Linked DNA regions of Homo sapiens: regions 1 and 3 are each linked to region 2. A link is a loop called in an ENCODE intact Hi-C map of the cell type or tissue named here. Cell type or tissue: OCI-LY7. All regions are shown on one strand. Links, peaks and the distances in the headings refer to the core of each region. The heading gives the core; the rest is flanking DNA. Region 1 overlaps AFTPH (aftiphilin). Region 2 holds the start of LINC02576 (long intergenic non-protein coding RNA 2576). Region 3 has its middle 9.6 kb from the start of LINC01800.

Region 1 (6,100 bases), core at 474-5,473, 450 kb before region 2:
TTCTGTCACCCAGGCTGGAGTGCAGTGGCGTGATCTCGGCTCACTGCAAGCTCCGCCTTCCGGGTTCATGCCATTCTCCTGCCCCAGCCTCCTGAGTAGCTGGGACTACAGGCGCCCACCACCATGCCCGGCTAATTTTTTGTATTTTTAGTAGAGACGGGGTTTCACCGTTTTAGCCAGGACGGTCTTGATCTCCTGACTTTGTGATCTGCCCGCCTCGGCCTCCCAAAGTGCTGGGATTACAGGCGTGAGCCACCGCGCCTGGCCAGTCATGATATATTTAAACTAACCAGATCATTTACCATGTTTGAGACTTTGTGGTAGCTTCTAAATCTTTTTCTGTGGAAGAAAATAGAGAAAAAATAAGGAGGTGAGGAAACAGGAAAATTTTTAAAATGAGATTAGTTAATTGAAAAATGGGGTGTCACATCATGTGCATTCTATTTATAAAACATTGATAATTTTATATCACATCCTAATCCAAATTGGGGGAGTTTTCTATAGCAGATAGAAATTTTAGAAGTATTTGGGTAGCATCTGCTGCATAAATGCTAGCTTAAGGATATATTCGTTCCAAAATGGAATTTGAAAAGTCTTTTCCTGTTTTATAAAAACTCCAAAAAGTGGAGTTTATACTGTAAAAAATAAATGCAGTATTGCAGTGTTCTAAAGATATGTTCTGTTTGTAAAACACTCAGATGTTTACAGAATATTGCCTTTTGCATCTTGGATTGTGGCTAACTGGGTAACCCATTGCAGCCTGCCATCACTGACTATCATTTTATACTATAAGGTGTGGATCCGGAGTTGTATGAGTTAACAACTTCTAAGCTGGAAATCTCCACCTCAAGCCTCAAAGTGACTGATGCATTTGCAAGACTCATGTCTACAGTAGAGAAGACAAGCACATCTACCAGGTAAATAAATAGTGTCAATTATACCCACATTTTGAATTCTGAGATAAAACGACCCAAAGGAAAAAGCATGTCAGTTGACAGCATTTCAATATATTATATCACAACTTGCTTTATAAAAGTCAGTCGATGCCCAAGTCCAGAAAATATTATCAAATTATGTTTAATTATGAACTTTATTAGAACAGGATTATTTCATAAGAGATTGGCCAAGGCTGACAGATGTGGTTTTCTTCCCCCACCCCCTGCCCCCCCACCTCACTTTGTAGAGACTAATTCTGATTAAGTATTGTGATCATAAAGCCATTATAGAAACACTCTCCCTTTCTCTTCATAATTACTGAGAAGATCATCTTTGAGAACCCAGTTTTGTAATCCTGGAGTCACCTAGGCTGATCTTTTTACTTGCAGGCTAAGATGGTTCTTGGAATTTTCATTGACATGCACCTCTGATTTGGGAGGTAAAGCCTTACTTTACCAGGCTTTCTAGAAGCCCCTTCAGAGGCATGGCCTATTGAAGAGCAATTACCATCTCCCTGTGTTGGAACTAAAGGCACGGAATGTCACTCGGGCCATGTGTTTGCGATTCAGAGAATCTTTAGTTTCATATGATTAGGCTAGTACAATCCATTGCTTTGAGTTATTGTTAACCATAAGACTAAGCCAGTTTCTAACAGGAAGATACTATTCTGAACCAGGAAATCACTAGTGCAAAAGCAAATACTGGTTGATTGACACGCCAGCTCTGCTGTCTCAAATCTGTGATGCATCAGCATTTTAAAGTGGAACTATTTACCTATTAGTTGCCTACTTTAAAAGAAGTGTTATAGCTCTTTCTCCTGAATAAATACATCCCAATCACATGTTAAATTCAGGTTTATATTTTAAATAGATTCTTCTATAGAAAGACATCCATTTAAAAAAGCCTTTTTTATTGTGAATAATAAATGTTTCTCTCTCTTAACTTTAGCTTGAATTATCATATTGTCTTTTAAACTTTGTGTGCTTTTATTCCCCCAGATTTTTCTTATTGCCTTTAATATTTATAATTATGAAATACATTATTATACATTAGACTACCCTTAACTTTTCCCTAGAATGGCTTTGTAGCATGTAAATCCTTGTTTGTCTGCCAGTTCTCTCCATTGTTCTCATAGCCCCATGTCTTTGCAGTATGCCACCTGGCATTGCCAAAGCCTCCTCTTCAATGAACCTACTTGTAAATGTGGCTATGTGGCTTTTTTTAAATTTTTTTCTTTCCAAATAAATCACTTCTTCAAATCGAAACTCCTCTCATAGAAAAAAATGGATGAGAAATTTGTATATGTTAACTAAAAGCTAACACACATTTGACTTAAAAACCAAAAAGGATGCTTTTATTGTTTGGGTTTCCCCCTGCTATTTTTAGGACAACCCTTTCTGGGACAGTTCTACTCTTTCCTTCCTTTGTTTCCCCTGCAGTCTCACTGACCAAAGAACTATAGAAGTTTTGAAAATCCCAATGATGAGAATTCATTTCGTGCCATTAGGAGGAGCTCTAAACCACCTTAACTTGTTCTCCTAATTCGTTAACTCATCCTTGAAACATGCTGAATCTAGAGAACTCTTCCAAGCCCTATCACTTTAAGAAGCTATTTTCATTTTTTCTCTTGTTCTATACTAATAGGGAATGAACTAATAATGTATCCTGGAGTTAATGTCTGCTAATTCTGTATTGAGTTACTCGCTAGGACCTGTCCAGCATCATATTTAAAACAAAATAAATTGGAGAGAACAGGTTGCCAACTTTGTATTTTCTGTTTTGAGAAATGTCATTTGAAAATGGTAAAAAAATACAAATGCCCGCAAGTCTTAAAATACTGTAAAATGTCCCAACGAGTGATTCTCAATCGTACAGAGCAGAGACAGGCTGGTAGCATAATTTCAGAAAGCATTTTTAGTATCTTATTTTTAGGTTTTCTTTCATTTTTCTCTTGAATAAAGTAAACTGCAAAAAATAAAGCTCAGCAAAATCTTCTTGGCTATTGCCAATAAGCAGAAGATAAAGTGAAAAGGCATTTTGATAGACTATAGGGTAAGAAGGAGTTAAACAGTGGTCAAGGTAGAAGAAATTTGACATGGACCAAACAATATCCAGTACTCTTTACTAAGTGCCTTTGAGTGTCTCAGGGAATTTATATGTGCTCTTCTCTTTTGGAACACAAGTTGTGAAAGTGACTTCTCACTTTGAGTTTTTTAAAGAAGTGCAAGTTCTTAGTTTTAAAATAGTTCCATCTTCTTGCCTAACTTTCCTAATATGGAGGAAAATTACTTCCTATTCTAAATCACTACTAATTAGTGACAGCTAGTTAGTAGCCATAGACCTGTAACTGAAGTTTATGCAGGTCAAAGAAATTTTATTCTTTTTTAGGCCTTTTTATTGAGATAAAAATTTATAATTCATTCAGGTGTTCAATTCACTGGTTTTTAGTATATTCACAAGGTTGTGCAACCATCATCACTATCTAATTCCAAAACATTTTTATCACCCCAAAAAGAAACCCTGTACCCATTAGCAGTCACTCCTTATCCCTCTCGTTCCCCAGGCCCTGGCAACTACTAATCTGCTTTCTGTCTCTACAGATTTGTCTTTTCTGGTTATTTCATATAGATGGAATTCTATAGTCTGCAGCCTTTTGTGTCTCGGTTTTGCTTAGCATTCTGTTCTCAAGTTCATTCATGTTGTAGTATGTATCCGTATTTGTTTTTTGGCTGCATAATATTTCATTGGAAATAGCACATTTTGCTTTTCCATTAATCAGTTGATAATTGGGTTGTTTTCACTTTTTGACTATTATGAGTAGTGTTGCTGCTGTGAACACTTGTGTATACGTTTTTGTGTGGACAGATGTTTCCAACTCTGTTAGGAGTGGAATTTCTGGGTCTTATAGGAACTCTAACTTCTTTGGGGAACTGCCAAACTTTTCCAAAGTGATGGCACCATTTTACATTCCCACCAGTAATATACATTCCAAGTTCTCCACATTCTTACCAACACTTGTTATTGGTCTTTTTGGTTATAGCCATCCCAGTGGGTTTGAAGTGATATCTCATTGACATTTTTGTTTGCATTTCCCTGATAGCTAATCATGTTGAGCATCTTTTCATGTGTTTATCGACTATTTGTATATCTTCTGTGGAGAAATATCTGTTCAGATCCTTTGCCTTTTTTGTTTTTGTTTTAGTAGAGACAAGGTCTCAGTATGTTGCCCCAGGCCGGTCTTGAACTCTTGAGCTCAAGCGATCTCCCTCCTCAGCCTCCCAAAGTATTGAGATTACAGGCATGAGCCACTGTGCCCAGCCATTTGCCTATATTTTAATTGGATAATTTGTCTTTTTATTGTTAGGTTGTAAGATTTTTAAGTATATTCTGGATACTAAGCCTTTATCAGAGAAATGATTTGAAGATATCTTTTCCAATTCTGCAGGTTGTCTTTTCATTATCTTGATAGTATTCTTTGACACACAAAAGCTTTTAATTTTGATAAGATCTAATTTTTCTTGTGATTTAGGTATCATATCTAAGAAATCATTGCCCAATTCATGGTCACAAAGATTTATACCTAGATTTTCTCCTAAGAGTTTTATAATTTCAACTCTTACATTTAGGTCTTTAATCCATTTTGAATTAATTTCTGTATATGGTATGAGGTAGGAGTCCACATTCATTCTTGTGCAGGTGGATATCCAGTTGTCTGAAAACTGTTGAAATGATTTCCCCCACTGAAAGGTTTTGGCACATTTGTCAAAAACAAAAATTAAAAAACAATTGATCATGTTTTTTTCCTGGACTCTCAATTATATTCTCAATTATATTCCATTGATAAAAAGGATAAATCTTCACTAGAGAGGAATAGATCAAAATTAGGTCACTGCCTTTGAGAAATGATCATGATATAACTTTTTATTTTCAAATTCTCCTTAAGTGTTTGCTTCTTCCCATATTCTAAGAAGACTAGCTCACACCCATGCACAATGACCACAGATAAATGCACAAACTATGAACTGTGTAAACTTTTTATTTTAAAATATAATTTCATATTGCCTCTGAAATAAGGCAATTGTTTAAAACCCTAGAATAATCTTTACCAACTGTTTCTTAGGTAAAAACTTATTTTTTGCTGTCTGTTCCTACACCCAAACTGCACTCCACAAATGGGAAAGTCCATTTAGGTGCGCATTTATTCACTGTTGTTTTAAATAACCATTTATCATTATAGAAGTAGTAAAGTATATTTTTAGAAAGTTAGGAAATCCGGACCAAAAAAAATTAAAAATGAAAGTATCACATTCTTACCATTCAGGATCACTATAATTCCTTAGTGTAATTCTTTCAGATCTTTTCCTATGCAAATACATATATGGGGGGGGGGGGGGGGTTTCCACCAAAAATGAGATTTTAGAGGTCATAGTGAATTGACCTCTAAAATTGACCTAGTCTTAGTCAGTGATCTCTGTCCATTTCAGTGAGTTTTCATTTCATCTACTTAGGCTATATTCAGATTTCTCCAACTATCCTTTCTCAGCTTTGTACAAACCAGTATTCAATTGAAGACTATTGTACCTGGCTGTTGGGGCTCTTAAGTCCCTTTTAACCTAGCATATCTCCTCATTCCTTCTGTTTTCTTATTAACAGTAGCTTATATAAAGATTAGTATAGGTGTCCTACAGAATGTCCTAAAAGCTCTGGATTTGTCTGTTTGCTTCCTTCAAGTAATATTTGCTGTGTTCTCTATCTCCCTATTTTCCTGTAAATTGGAAATTATATCTAAAGGCTTGCTGAATTCAGGGTAAATATTTTGGCTAGAATGCATCCTAGGTGTTATATCACATCAGAAGATCCATACATCTGGTTGACTCCATTGTTAGTGGTGCTGAGATTGACGATTGGTGAGAAACTGACCTTTTCCATTATACAGTTCCAGGTTTTCACTTGTCATGTATCTGGTTTTACTTTGGAATGATGCAGATATCCAGTTCCCCATCAAACGTCCACATAATAGTTTTGCCACTATTTAAGTGCAATTAAAAATGTAGATTTTCATCAGAAAAAAATGTTGGATTGCTATTCCATTCTTCTAAGAACCTAGTACTGAATGCAGTATTTGGTTCATCTGCTATATGCCTGATGCTTTTTCCCTTTTGAA
Region 2 (6,100 bases), core at 333-5,332:
CGTGTGCAGTGGCTCACACCTGTAATCCCAGCACTTTGAGAGGCTGAGGCAGGCGGATCACCTGAGGTCAGGAGTTCAAGACCAGCCTGGCCAACATAGTGAAGCCCCACCTCTACTAAAGATAAAAAAAAAATTAGCCAGGCATGGTGGCACTCGCCTGTAATCCCAGCTACTCAGGAGGCTGAGGCAGGAGAATCGCTTGAACCCTGGAGGCAGAGGTTGCAGTGAGCTGAGATTGCGCCACTGCGCTCCAGCCTGGGCAAGAGAGAGACTCCGTCTCTAAATAAATAAATAAATAAATAAATAAATAAATATTTTTTAAAAGAGCCCAGGCGATTCTATAGTAACACACAAACAAGGCTGCAAATCCTGGACTGGCCGCTTCACATCCCTTTCTTAGCACAGGTGCCTTCTCTTCCTAGTTAGTGCTATTTGCATGAAGCATTTCCAGGTGACTTTCAACTTCCCTATATTCAAACGTCCTGCCATCCGCTCTTTTGCATAATAAAAGTACATATGCCACACTGAGTATTGTTCTGTGTAAAGCTGATGGTGCTGTTCACATCAGAAATTGCAGCACTGAAGAACAGAGTTCATGCAGACTTTTACAACATGCATCAGCTACAGTGAGTATTCTTGCATGCTTTTGGCCAATGCAAGCTCTCATGGCACGCTGTACTGTAAGCTCCGGGTCGGTGTGCACTTCTGTTTTGTTCCTGCATTTCAAGCCATGCGAATTGACATGTTTTCTTCCCCAAGGCATTTGTTTGTTGATGGTACCAGCTGTCAAAAACCAAGCAAGTGGCAGTGCTAGAGGTGCCACAAAAGTGCGAAGGAAGTGTCAGGCTGGATGTCAAAATGAACACCTTGGAGAACTGGATGATGGAACAGACGGTAAAAATCAGCTAAACATCAGAGAAAATGGAGGAAGAGGTCAAAACTGTGAACAGGAACTAGAAGAAAGTGTAGCAGAAAAAGACTTGTCACAAACTTCGAGAGATTTGGAGAAAATGATGTCAAAACACATCTTCCTCAAGCCCATGCTGAGTATCTCTGATTTGGTTAATTTCTTGGTAAGTGTTCCAAGTACAGACAACAAAGCAGAAAAGCACTGATTACAGGGAAGAATTAAAGAATGTACAGAATTTCTGGGACGGATAGGGAAACAGGTGGGTGGCTAATAGCCAGGAACAATGTAGTTAAGAGTGCTGAGTTTCCGCAGCAGGTGCTTGCCCACACCTGTGACATTAGGAACCGGGCAGTGGAGCCTCCCTCAGAGCTACCCCAATCAGATCTCCCAGCAAGCTCTACCCCATACGGCCCATGCCCACCTTCCCAGCTGCAGCTTCTGAGTTTCACACAGGTGCTCTGCTTGGCAGACCTGCAAGGAAGTCTGAAAAAGCAGTTTGTGGTTTTCCGTCTGTGCAGCTCAGGAAGGTACACCTGATGGGAGTTAGCTGGGCTTTGGCTAGCCAACCTGCAGGGTCTGGAACTGCTTCTGTTTGCAGGACGCATCCCCCTATTCCAGACAAGCTCTGGATTCCCCTAAGTGCCTATTACATGACAAAGGCAGGCTTTGTGAATGAGCGAATACATCAAACCCTCTCATAGTGCTGCTGCCTACCAGCCAGTGGGTCTGTTTCTGTGCTGCCACCAACTTTGTTGAGCAATATTTGTCTTACAGCTATTTTGAGTATTTTATTGCACTGCCTTTGTTCTTTTATTCCACCCCTCTTCCTCTCTCTCTAAGTGAAAGAAGTGAAGTAACGATATTTGTGATAAGAAGTGTAGTCTCATACATTTTATGAAACTGAAACAATTAAAATTACCAGTAGTATCCGAAGCAGCCTATCTATATCCTCAATGAGACCTCAGTGGGAAAAAAGATCTACTGCCTCTTCACCTGTAAATAACACGTGAAACTGCTAAGACCGTGTTATTGAAGAATGTGGCTAGTGGGCAGAGTGCCATTTGGAATTTTATAGTCGTCATTATCTTTCTGGGAGTGGAACCTCCCTTATAACGTGGAAGGCTATTTTCAACTTTTGCACTTTTTTACTTGGATGCCTTTTCCAGACTCTGTTAACGTTTGGAATTGGGTTTCACTCTACAGAGAAAGAGAAGCAGGAGGACAGGTGTAGAGGGGAGGAGAGGGAGGACCGTGGGTCGCAGATTGGGCCTATTCCCCTGCACTCACCACTTTGTCTGTCACTGCCAGCCCGCTCCCCCCTTTTCAGATACCAACACCAGGCCAGGGGTGACAGCCCAGGAAGGTGGCATCCACAGCCCTCAGCCCTCTGTCCTTGTCATTCACTCCTACCAGTCCTCAGCCCTCTTATCTGTCTGGGAGTGAGATGAAGGGCAGCTGGAAGCGGGAGGAAAGGTCCTCTCCTCTCCACTACAGTGACAAGAGGTTTGGAGGAGCTTCTGGGTGAGGCTTAGGGGGTGACCCTCCTGTGCAGAGCGGCATGGGCTACAAAAGAGTGGATGTTTGTCCTGTGTGTGGGTCCCTCCTGGGGGCTAAAATGAAATCTCCTTTCATTTTCTGATATCATGTGATCTCTGACTTACAAACCTACTTTCCTGTGCCATTTCTGTCTAAGACAACAGTCGCTTCTAACAGAGCCAGAGTCCTACATTACTGAGGAAACCACCACCATATCCCATGCATGAAAGGGCCGGCCTGTTGTGAATAACAAACTAGTGGCCTTAGAGCTACATTTAAAGACAGAAAGGTTGGGGGGATGGGGGGTGGGGGTGGGGGTGGGGGGAGTGGGGAGAGAGAGAGAGAGAGAGGCCGGGCACAGTGGCTCACGTCTGTAATCCCAACACTTTGGGAGGCTGAGGGGGGCAGATCGCTTGAGGTCAGGAGTTCAAAACCAGCCTGGCCAACATGGCAAACCCCGTCTCTACTAAAAATACCAAAAAAAAAAAAAAAAAAAAAAAAAATTACCCAGGCATGGTGGTGCACGCCTGTAATCCCAGCTACTTGGGAGGCTGAGGCACGAGAATCGCTTGAACCTAGGAGGAGGAGGTTGCAGTGAGGCTGAGATCGCACCACTGCACTCCAGCCTGAGCAACAGAGTGAGACTCTGTCTCAAACAAACAAACAAGCAAAAAAAAAAAAAAAAAAAAGAGAGAGAGAGAGAAATGGCTTGGAAGTTCTCCAAATAACAAAAGGTGTTTTAATGCGGTGGGAGTGGGGGCTATGGAGTAATTATTGGAGCTAGGGGGCCACCCTGTGGCTAAGTATCAAAAAATAAAGTTCAGAGTTTTTTTCCCCAAACCCATCTGCAATTAATCTTTTCACCCAGAGAGGCAGAAAGGAATACCAGGCCAAAATCTGTCAAATTTCTCCTCAGAATGGCCAGTTGGCCTAGAATCATTAAGCCAAAGTGTATGCCTGACCAGCATCACCTAGAAACCTGTTAGAAATGTAAATTTTTCTGGGGTAAGGCCCAGCCATCTGAGTTTTAACAAGCCCTGCAGATGATTCTGATACCAGGTAAAGTCTGAGAACCACGGGTTCACACCAGTTGGTAAAAGAGCATCTCTCTGGGCAGGGCTAGCATATAGCTGGTACTAACTGTAATTGATTATAATTATCATAAAATTCATTCATTCACTTAGCAACCATTGTATTCCATTCATACAAGAAATATTTATTTATTTATTTATTTATTTATTTATTTATTTATTTATTTATTTTTTGAGACAGAGTTTCACTCTCGTTGCCCAGGCTGGAGTGCAATGGTGCGATCTTGGCTCACTGCAACCTCTGCCTCTTGGATTCAAGCAATTCTCCTGCCTCAGCCTCCTGAGTAACTGGGATTACGGGCACCAGCCACCAGGCCCAGCTAATTTTTGTATTTTTAATAGAGACAGGGTTTCACCACGTTGGCCAGGCTGGTCTCGAACTCCTGACCTCAGGTGATCCACCTGCCTCAGCCTCCCAAAATGCTAGGATTACAGGCGTGAGCCACCACACCCGGCCAAGAAATATTTCTTGTGTGTTTAAAGAGCAGAAAGAAGGCTTATGTGACGGGTAGAGTGGCTGAGGGGAGCATGCAGGAATAAGTCCTGAGAGGTAGGAAGAGCCAGAGGGCATGATGAGGACTTGTGTATCACAAGAGCCACTGGAAGATACTGAGCAGGAAGAGATGTGATGAGACCGTCTACTTATAAACAGTTGCTCCAGCTACTGGATACAGAACAGACAGTGATGGAAGCACGAGATCAGCTAAGAGGCTAATAAAAAGAGAGTGGTGACTTGGATCGGGGTGTAGCAGTGGAAGTATTGAGATGGCTGGATTCTGGATAGATTTTGAAGGCAGAGCTAACAGGATTTACAGACAGATAGGATGTGAGATGAGGCCCAGAGGAACCTAGGATGACTCCAAGGTTTTATGCCTGAGCAAAACTCTATTTAGTGAGAAATAATTAACTGCCCACTAAGGATGCACTTAAGATGTATCTCACAGTTCAACTTCAGTAGTTTTTGTAACATAGTTAAAATGTGTCAGTAGGAAAGACCAATAAAATTATGGGTCAATTTTGCTTCCACCCAATTTACCTGTTTCTGTGTTTTAAATATGTCACCTTCGTTTATAAAAATGTGCTTGTATTTCAGCAAATAGCTTTGAATTTCATAAACAATCCTTTTTTTTCTTTTTTTTTTTTTGAGATGGAGTCTCGCTCTGTCACCCAGGCTGGAGTGCAGTGGCATAATCTCGGCTCACTGCAATCTCTGCCTCCCAGATTCAAGCAATTCTCCTGCCTCAGCCTCCCAAGTAGCTGGGTTTACAGGCATGCACCACCATGCCTGGCTATTTTTTGTATTTTTAGTAGAGACGGGGTTTGCCATTGTTGGCCAGGCTGCTCTCAAACTCCTGACCTCAGGTGATCCACTCACACCCCTCACCTCAGCCTCCCAAAGTGCTAGGATTACAGGCGTGAGCCACTGTGCCTGGCCTTGACAATACTTTTATATCCTGGTATACTACAGTGAAGGTAGGGGTTGTACTTAAGGTAATCAAGGGCTATTGTCTTTTAAATTGATATATAATAGTTGTACATGTATGGGGGGTAAGTAGCCTTCATTATAGAAGTAGAAATAGGTCTTCTTTATCAATTTGCTACTTTTATTCTTCCTGTGGTACAAATTAGCAGCAATTATGTGTGCCTGCAAAGACATATTTTCATGTATAATAGAGCCATACACCCCGCTTAATTCAGCAGCCAAGATCCCTGACAACCTCAACCATTTGGAACTCAGGTATGATTTCCCATACTATACTCAGGAGCTTAAGGGATGTGTCTAAAATTAAAGTTAATGAGTTAACAAGCTTAATTATTTTGTTTCCTCTGGCAAACTTCCAGTCTTCCTGGGTTTAATCCAATGGAAGAAATGGTTATTGAGTGCCTACTTGTACAGGGCACCCTGTTAGGCTGTGAGAGGGGTACAGGGAGAGCTGAGAACAGATCATAATTCCATGGGAAGGGAGGAAGCAGACATGCTGACCGCAGCAAGATGGAAGGAAACAGAATGATCGCCAGCTAGAAAAGAATAAAAGCCTCTGAGCTCTCGAATTAGCACTAATAACACCAGAAAATCAAATAGCCCCCAAGGCTGGAGTACAGCCACGACAGTGCCTGGGGTTTCATAACAATGACTGAGTCGGAAAATTAAAAGAACAGAAAAAGTTAAGATGTTACTAACTCAATTTCCTATGGCACAGAATGATGTCAGACATTTTAGAAAAAAGTCTAATCAAAACAAGTGGCATTTAATTTCAAGGGGTCATTTTAAATTGCCTGAATAATTACTTACATCCAGACTATCTTCTTTTTTTTTTCTTTTTGAGACAAAGTCTCGCTCTTGTCCCCCAGTCTGGAATGCAATGGCGCGATCTTGGCTCACTGCAACCTCTGCCTCCCGGGTTCAAGTGATTCTCCTGCCTCAGCCTCCCGAGTAGCTGGGATTATAGGCGCTCACCATCACACGCAGCTAATTTTTTGTATTTTTAGTGGAGACGAGGTTTCACCATGTTGGCCGGGCTGGTCTCAAACTCCTGACTTTAAGTGATCTGCCCGCCTCAGC
Region 3 (6,100 bases), core at 557-5,556, 160 kb before region 2:
ACAAGGTCTCCCTCTGTCACCCAGGCTGGAGTGCAGTGGTGCAATCATGGCTCACTGCAGCCTCCGCCTCCCAGTGTCAAGCGATTCTCCTACCTCAGTCTCCCAAGTAGCTGGGACTATAGACATGCACCACCACGCTGGGTGAATTTTTAAATTTTTTATAGAGATGGGCATCTTGCCGTGTTGCTCAGGCTGCTCTCGAACTCATGAGCTCAAGCAATCCTCCCACCTCAGCCTCCCAAAGTGCTGGGATTACAGGTGTGAGCCTCCGCGCCCAGCCAAGTGTCACTCATGGGCAACACAAGGACTGTGGCACCCAGACTGTGACACATGGAGTGTGACACACAGACTGCAGTAACCCTGGAGGCAAACTGTGGTCCTAGTCCCCTTACAGTAGAATTAACTGGGCTATTGGTTAAAAACTTGTTCCTGAGGCTATCCCAGATCTACCCAATCTAGATATTGGGCCTCTAAGGATTGGGCCTGAGAAATTCACATTTTACTTTATTTTTTAGAAATGGGGGTCTTGCTATGTTGACAAGGCTATACTTGAACACTTGTGCTCAAGCATTCCTCCTATTTCAGCCTCTCAAGTAACTGGGACTACAGGTATGCACACCATACAGGCTGGAATTCAAAATTTTAAATATATGCTCCAGGTGATTTCAAGGCCCTAAGGATGGAGGGCCTTTGTTGAGTTTGTAGACAGGGTTAGAGAAGGCCAGTGGCTCCCAAGCCTGGTGGTACCAGAATTGCTGGAAACATTAAAAACCAGGCTACCCTCCTGGTTGATCTGAGGTGGGACCAGGAATCAGTATACTTAGGAAGTTCCTCAGGTGATTACAATCATCCCTTCGGTTTGGTACCCTGGGAGGAAAATAACTGGGAAGAAATTTGCATGATCTGTTACTCAATGCTCCCACATTGCCTTCAGATGGGACATTCTGCACAGCCCTCCCAACCCCACCAGGGCAGGCCTAGGGGTACAGAGATGTTGGGGCCATTGTTCTGAAAAAAATAATTTTTTTTTTTTTGAGATGGGCTCTTGCTCTGTCACCCAGGCTGGAGTGCAGTGGCGTGATCACGGCTTACTGCAGCCTTGAACTCTTGGGCTCAAGTGGTCCTCCCACCTCAGCCTCCCAAGTAGCAGGGACTATACATGCATGCCACCATACTAGTTTAATTGTTTTTCATTTTTTCGGTAAGAGATGGGGTTTCACTATGTTGCCCAGGCTGGTCTCGAACTTCTGGGCTCAAGTGATCCTCCCTTGAACTCCTGGGCTCAAGCGATCCTCCCTCGTCGACCTCCCAAAGTGCTGGGATTACAGGCGTGAGCCACCGTGCCCAGCCTGTCTTGAAATACTTTTGGATTGATAAGAACCCTATGGTTTCAAAGTCAGCAGAGTACCTGAATCAGAAAAACAAGATTCTCCTCCCAGCAAGTCAACCTTTTCCTACGCCTCTGGCCATTCCTCTATCAGCTGCAGTTTAGGACAGCAAGCAGTGACAAGTTAACTGCAATAGAGCCCTACTGCTCACAGACGGGGAATAGACATGAAGCACGTGTGTGTCTACACCAGCGGAGGCCCTGCTTTCTAGCATCCCTGGCTGTGGACATCACATCTTTGCCTATGGGTGAACTTCAGGTAAACTGGTGCTCAGCCCTCAGCCCTCACCAAAGGCAACCTTCCTTTTACAAAAAGCAATTCGATCCTCATCCCAAAATAACACTATATGGCATTTAGACTCTACTTAATATCAAAATGGGCAGGGGGTCTGCAGGGTCAAAACTACTTTCATATGAGATGTTATTTGCCCATTTCACCCTGTTCTCTCTTGAGTGTACAAAGCTGCGTGCTTTGGGGAAACTCAGTCTGATATCACAGCAGACTGAATGCAAAAGCAGATATGAGACTCCATCTGTCTTTTATTAAGCTAGACACTTTTTAAAATTGCAGAAATATAAAAGAGGGCCAAACTTCTTTTTGTTTTGGAAAATATAGGTATTTTTCTAAATGAGAAATGTTATGTTAACATGTAGCAGGTTGATTATTGTAATAAATAAATAAATTTTTTAAATTCTCCATTTTGTTTTTTTGGTTGTTTTTCTTGAGACGGAGTCTCGCTCTGTCGCCCAGGCTGGAGTGCAATGGCCCAGTCTTGACTCACTGCAACCTCCGCCTCCCAGGTTCAAGCGATTCTCTTGCCTCAGCCTCCCCAATAGCTGGGACTACAGGCATGTGCCACCACACCCGACTAAATGTTGTATTTTTAGTAGAGATGGGGTTTTGCCATGTTGGCCAGGCTGGTCTCTAACTCCTGACCTCAGGTGATCCACCCACCTTGGCCTCCCAAAGTGCTGGGATGATAGGCATGAACCAACACACCCGGCCGTCGGTTTCTATTTTATTTTACACTTTTTAAACGTTTCTTTTTTTTTTTTTTTTTTTGAGACAGGGGTCTGTGCTGTGTTACCCAGGCTGACCTCGAACTCCCGGGCTCAAGCATCCTCCTGTCTCAGCCTCCCAAGTAGCTGAGATTGTAGGCATGGGCCACCGTGACTGCTTCAGTTTATTTTATTTTATTTTATTTATTTATTTTTGAGACGGAGTCTTGCTCTGTTGCCCAGGCTGGAGTGCAGTGGCCCGATCCCGGCTCACTGCAACCTCCGCCTCCCAAGTTCAAGTGATTCTTCTGCCTCAGCCACGCAAGTAGCTGGGACTACAGGCATGCGACACTACACCTGGCTAATTTTTATATTTTTAGTAGAGACGGGTTTTCACCATATTGGCCAGGTTGGTCTCAAACTCCTGATCTGCCCGCCTCGGCCTCCCAAAGTGCTGGGATTACAGGCTTGAGCCACCGCGCCTGGCCAGTTTTGTTTTGAGAGACAGAGAGTCTCGCTCTGTCACCCAGGCTGGAGTGCAGTGGCGCGATTTTGGCTCTGTGCAACCTCTGCCTCCCAGATTCAAGCCATTTTCCTGCCTCGGCCTCCCGAGTAGTAGCTGGGACCACAGGGCGGCTAATTTTTAAAATTTTTAGTAGAGATGGGGTTTCCCCATGTTGGCCAGGCCGGTTCAGTTTTAATCTACAAACTGGTAACTATTGAGAGGTACAACCCACATAAACAAACTAAAAGCTCTTCGAGGTCCTCAGTAACGTTTAAGAGTATAAAGGTGCCCCGAGACCAAGAAGTCTGAGCAGCGCTGCCTCATTTCCCCTCCTCCCAGAGTGAAAACGTATCCATTTGACTCTTGAAAGAGCAAACCTCAGAACGAGGCTCATGGGCAGTTGGGAAAGCAATGCGACTAAAACACAATAACTGCCCTTAAGGAACTGCTGGTTATGTAGGAGCTAGCGACAGGTCAGCAGCCGCCCATAACATACCTGTCATTGCCAGGCCACCCCTGCCTCTCTCCCGCCGCAGCCCTAGGTTCCCGAAATTCCGGCCCCTGCGCACCCCCTGGTGGCCGCCCCTCGCCGGTGCAGTCTTCTTCCTCCGGAGCGTCAGAATGCTCACTAAGGACCTCAGGCCTGGACCCCATCACCGTGAGGAGCAGTCTAGGTCCCGGGTGGCCTTCTGCCTGTCCCCTCTGCTCATGTTTATCCCTTGATGACTAATCCCAGCCTGCTTCTGCCTGTGTACCTGCCCTTTGAGAGTACTAGACATCCTTCCCCTGGCCAACCATATTTGTAGGTGATAGAGACAGTATATCAGTCTGGGCACATTGGCTCAGGCCTGTAATCCCAGCATTTTGGGAGGCCGAGGCGGGAGAACTGCTAGAGCCCAGAAGTTTGAGACCGGCCTGGGCAACATAGCAAGACCCCATCTCTTTAAAAACAATTTTTTTTTTAAAGAGAGTACATCACAGTAGAAATAATATATGTTGTAGATTGAACCTGAGTCCAGGCAGTGCCATGCCAAAGTTACACTTCTTACTGATCTGCCCTATAGCAAATGATCTGTTGTATAAAGTAACCCTGGACATTGGCAATTGATGGATATTCTACACTGGGATCAAGTTCCTTCAGGAGGGGTAAAGCGAGTCCCAACTCTCCAAATCTTGTTGGCTTAGCTAGATTCCCTGCTCTTCTGGACTGCATGTCACTGGCTATACTTTCAGCATCCTCACATAAGGATCAATACCCCAAGACCTGCATGAGTCCTCCTAGGACTTTCTTCTGGGGATTTAGGGGCCCTACTGTTGTAAACAGGACTCAAGTAGTCAACTATAAAATCCCAGAAATCCCAGAACTCCTCAAAGTGAGTATGCAGATTAACACTTTGTTTGTTTTGCTTGTTCGTTTTGCTTGTTTGTTGTCTCTATTTTAATCAAACCCTAGAAATTCAGAATGAGAATATCCTCAAATTGATAATACTATTGGAAGCAGGTGAGGGAATTTCAGAGACAGTGAGGTTTATCCTACAGTTCTGACCCAGAGTCCATTAGCAGTAACCTGACTGCCCCATAAATGACCTCAACCATCTTAGCCTAGTGGTCTCCATGGTAACCATCAAAGAGTGGTCCCCCTTTCTTACCTACAGATGTTCCTCCCACCTTCACCTGCACCCAGCACTTCAGGCATGACCTAGAACTGGATTCTGTACAAATGCCATTTGCAGAGGTATTGTTCCCTTCCTTCCTCCCTTCCTCCCTCCCTCCCTCTCTCCCTCCCTCCTTTCTTTCTTTTTCTTTCTTTCTTTCTTTCTTTTCTTCTTTTAAATAGAGATGGAGTCCTACTATGCTCAAGCAATCTTCCTGTTTCAACCTCCCAAGTAACTGGGATTACACGTGTGCTCAGCCTTTCTTCCCTTTGAATCCATGTTTTAAGCAAGTAGAACCATTTCTTTAATTTACACAGAAAAGCCCTTTAAATATAAATTAGGAGTATCAGGTACATGAGGGGTTATTTCATTAGTCTTTCTACTTTTGCATATGCTTAAAATATGCTTAAAAATTTTTATTTGAAAATTATCTTGATTGTGACAAAAAATAAATAAAAATAAAAAATTCAGAGAACAAACAGAAAAGGGAAACATTAAAAATACATCCTTTCTTCAACATGTCTGAAGGAAATCTGGCCTTTGCAAAAAAAAAAAAAAGAGAGAAAGAGAAGAGGTTATGCAGTAAATGTCATTTTCTACAAGTGGAAATCGTAGATTGTGAGCCTCAATCATTATCTGGGGTACGGGAAGGTGGCATAGCTGAAGACTTTAATTTTGGAGTACTTGAAGAATCTAAATCAATCTTTAAAGTATAATAAAAATGTGTAGATTTGGAGGGAAATTTTAAAAATCAATCATATTGTCCTTCTTCCACAATCCCTTTCCCATCTTCTCCCCTAGCAGCCTCCTCTTCCTCACAACCTTTCAAATGTCCACAGTGAGAAATACAGTGTTGACACCTGTTGCTTTTGTCTTGCAGCAGGGGTTGGGTAAACTATGGTTCTTGGGAACGGTTTAATCAGACTTCTTCCACAGATTTAAAAGATGGCCCTTGAATAACGTTAAAGATATGATTTTGCTATTGTGCATTTACTTTGTAAGATAAACACATTAATCAAAAATGGAGGAATTAAAATTCAGATTTTGTATTGCTGTTTGCTAAATAATTAACATGAAGGCATATTGTCACTCTCTTTAAATTCTAAAAAAACAAACCAATCAAAAACCCAAACCCCAAAACCCAAAACTACGGTCCTGACCTGTTTTGTTTGACCAGCAAGCTAAAAATGGTTCTATCATTATACATATTTTTTCAAATGTTTAATGTAATTTTATTTTTTTCCACGGGGGAGTTGGCCACTGTCCTGCTGTCCATATCAACCAACACCTTTTCTGGGATCTGATGAGTGTCATTAGGATTGTTCTTACCCAAAGGTTTTTACATTTTTGAAGGGTTGTAAAACAAGCAGACACACAAAAAAGAATAGGTTGACAGACACCCTGTGGCTGGGTCTAACCTCGGCTGTAGGCTGGCTGGAGCCCTGGTGAAAGGTGGCTTTTCTTCCATCCAGGCAGTCACTAACAAGAGGTACAGCCTTGAAGTTGCCATGCCGACAGGGAATTCAGTTCTTAAAATAGTAGACTGTGCTCAGG

What was found. Hi-C counts contacts between places; a loop is a spot of excess contacts. Peaks named below come from ENCODE experiments on the same cell type or tissue, not always from the same donor. Only the 100,000 strongest peaks of a DNase experiment are listed, where the experiment ranks them.
Region 1: it touches region 2 in a loop (5-fold over the local background); 15 of 110 quality-filtered maps call a loop at or near these places.
Region 3: a loop joins it to region 2, with 9 times the contacts of the local background. A loop is called at or near these places in 3 of 110 quality-filtered maps.

What each region holds. Positions count from the first base shown.
Region 1 is chr2:64,584,629-64,590,728 of GRCh38, forward strand. It overlaps AFTPH (aftiphilin), which reads left to right. Exons shown (of 10, transcript NM_203437.4): 9 at 794-917. The region is part of intron 3 of LOC105374773 (a long non-coding RNA gene); the gene reads right to left. Among named protein-coding and RNA genes, the nearest start is that of LINC02579, 20 kb to the right of the region's middle. In OCI-LY7, for the core only: CTCF peaks have their summits at 2,444 and 2,659; a DNase peak (open chromatin) is centred at 2,463.
Region 2 is chr2:65,030,187-65,036,286 of GRCh38, forward strand. It overlaps LINC02576 (long intergenic non-protein coding RNA 2576), which reads left to right and starts at 541. Exons shown (of 3, transcript NR_183398.1): 1 at 541-626; 2 at 760-1,073. RefSeq lists an enhancer at 891-1,754. In OCI-LY7, for the core only: a CTCF peak has its summit at 3,254 (motif pointing left); DNase peaks (open chromatin) are centred at 465, 1,345, 2,625 and 3,215; H3K4me3 peaks cover 2,179 bases; H3K27ac peaks cover 3,303 bases.
Region 3 is chr2:64,870,163-64,876,262 of GRCh38, forward strand. No RefSeq gene overlaps it. Among named protein-coding and RNA genes, the nearest start is that of LINC01800, 9.6 kb to the left of the region's middle. RefSeq lists a silencer at 5,871-6,077. In OCI-LY7, for the core only: CTCF peaks have their summits at 3,468 (motif pointing left) and 3,692; a DNase peak (open chromatin) is centred at 3,469; H3K4me3 peaks cover 325 bases.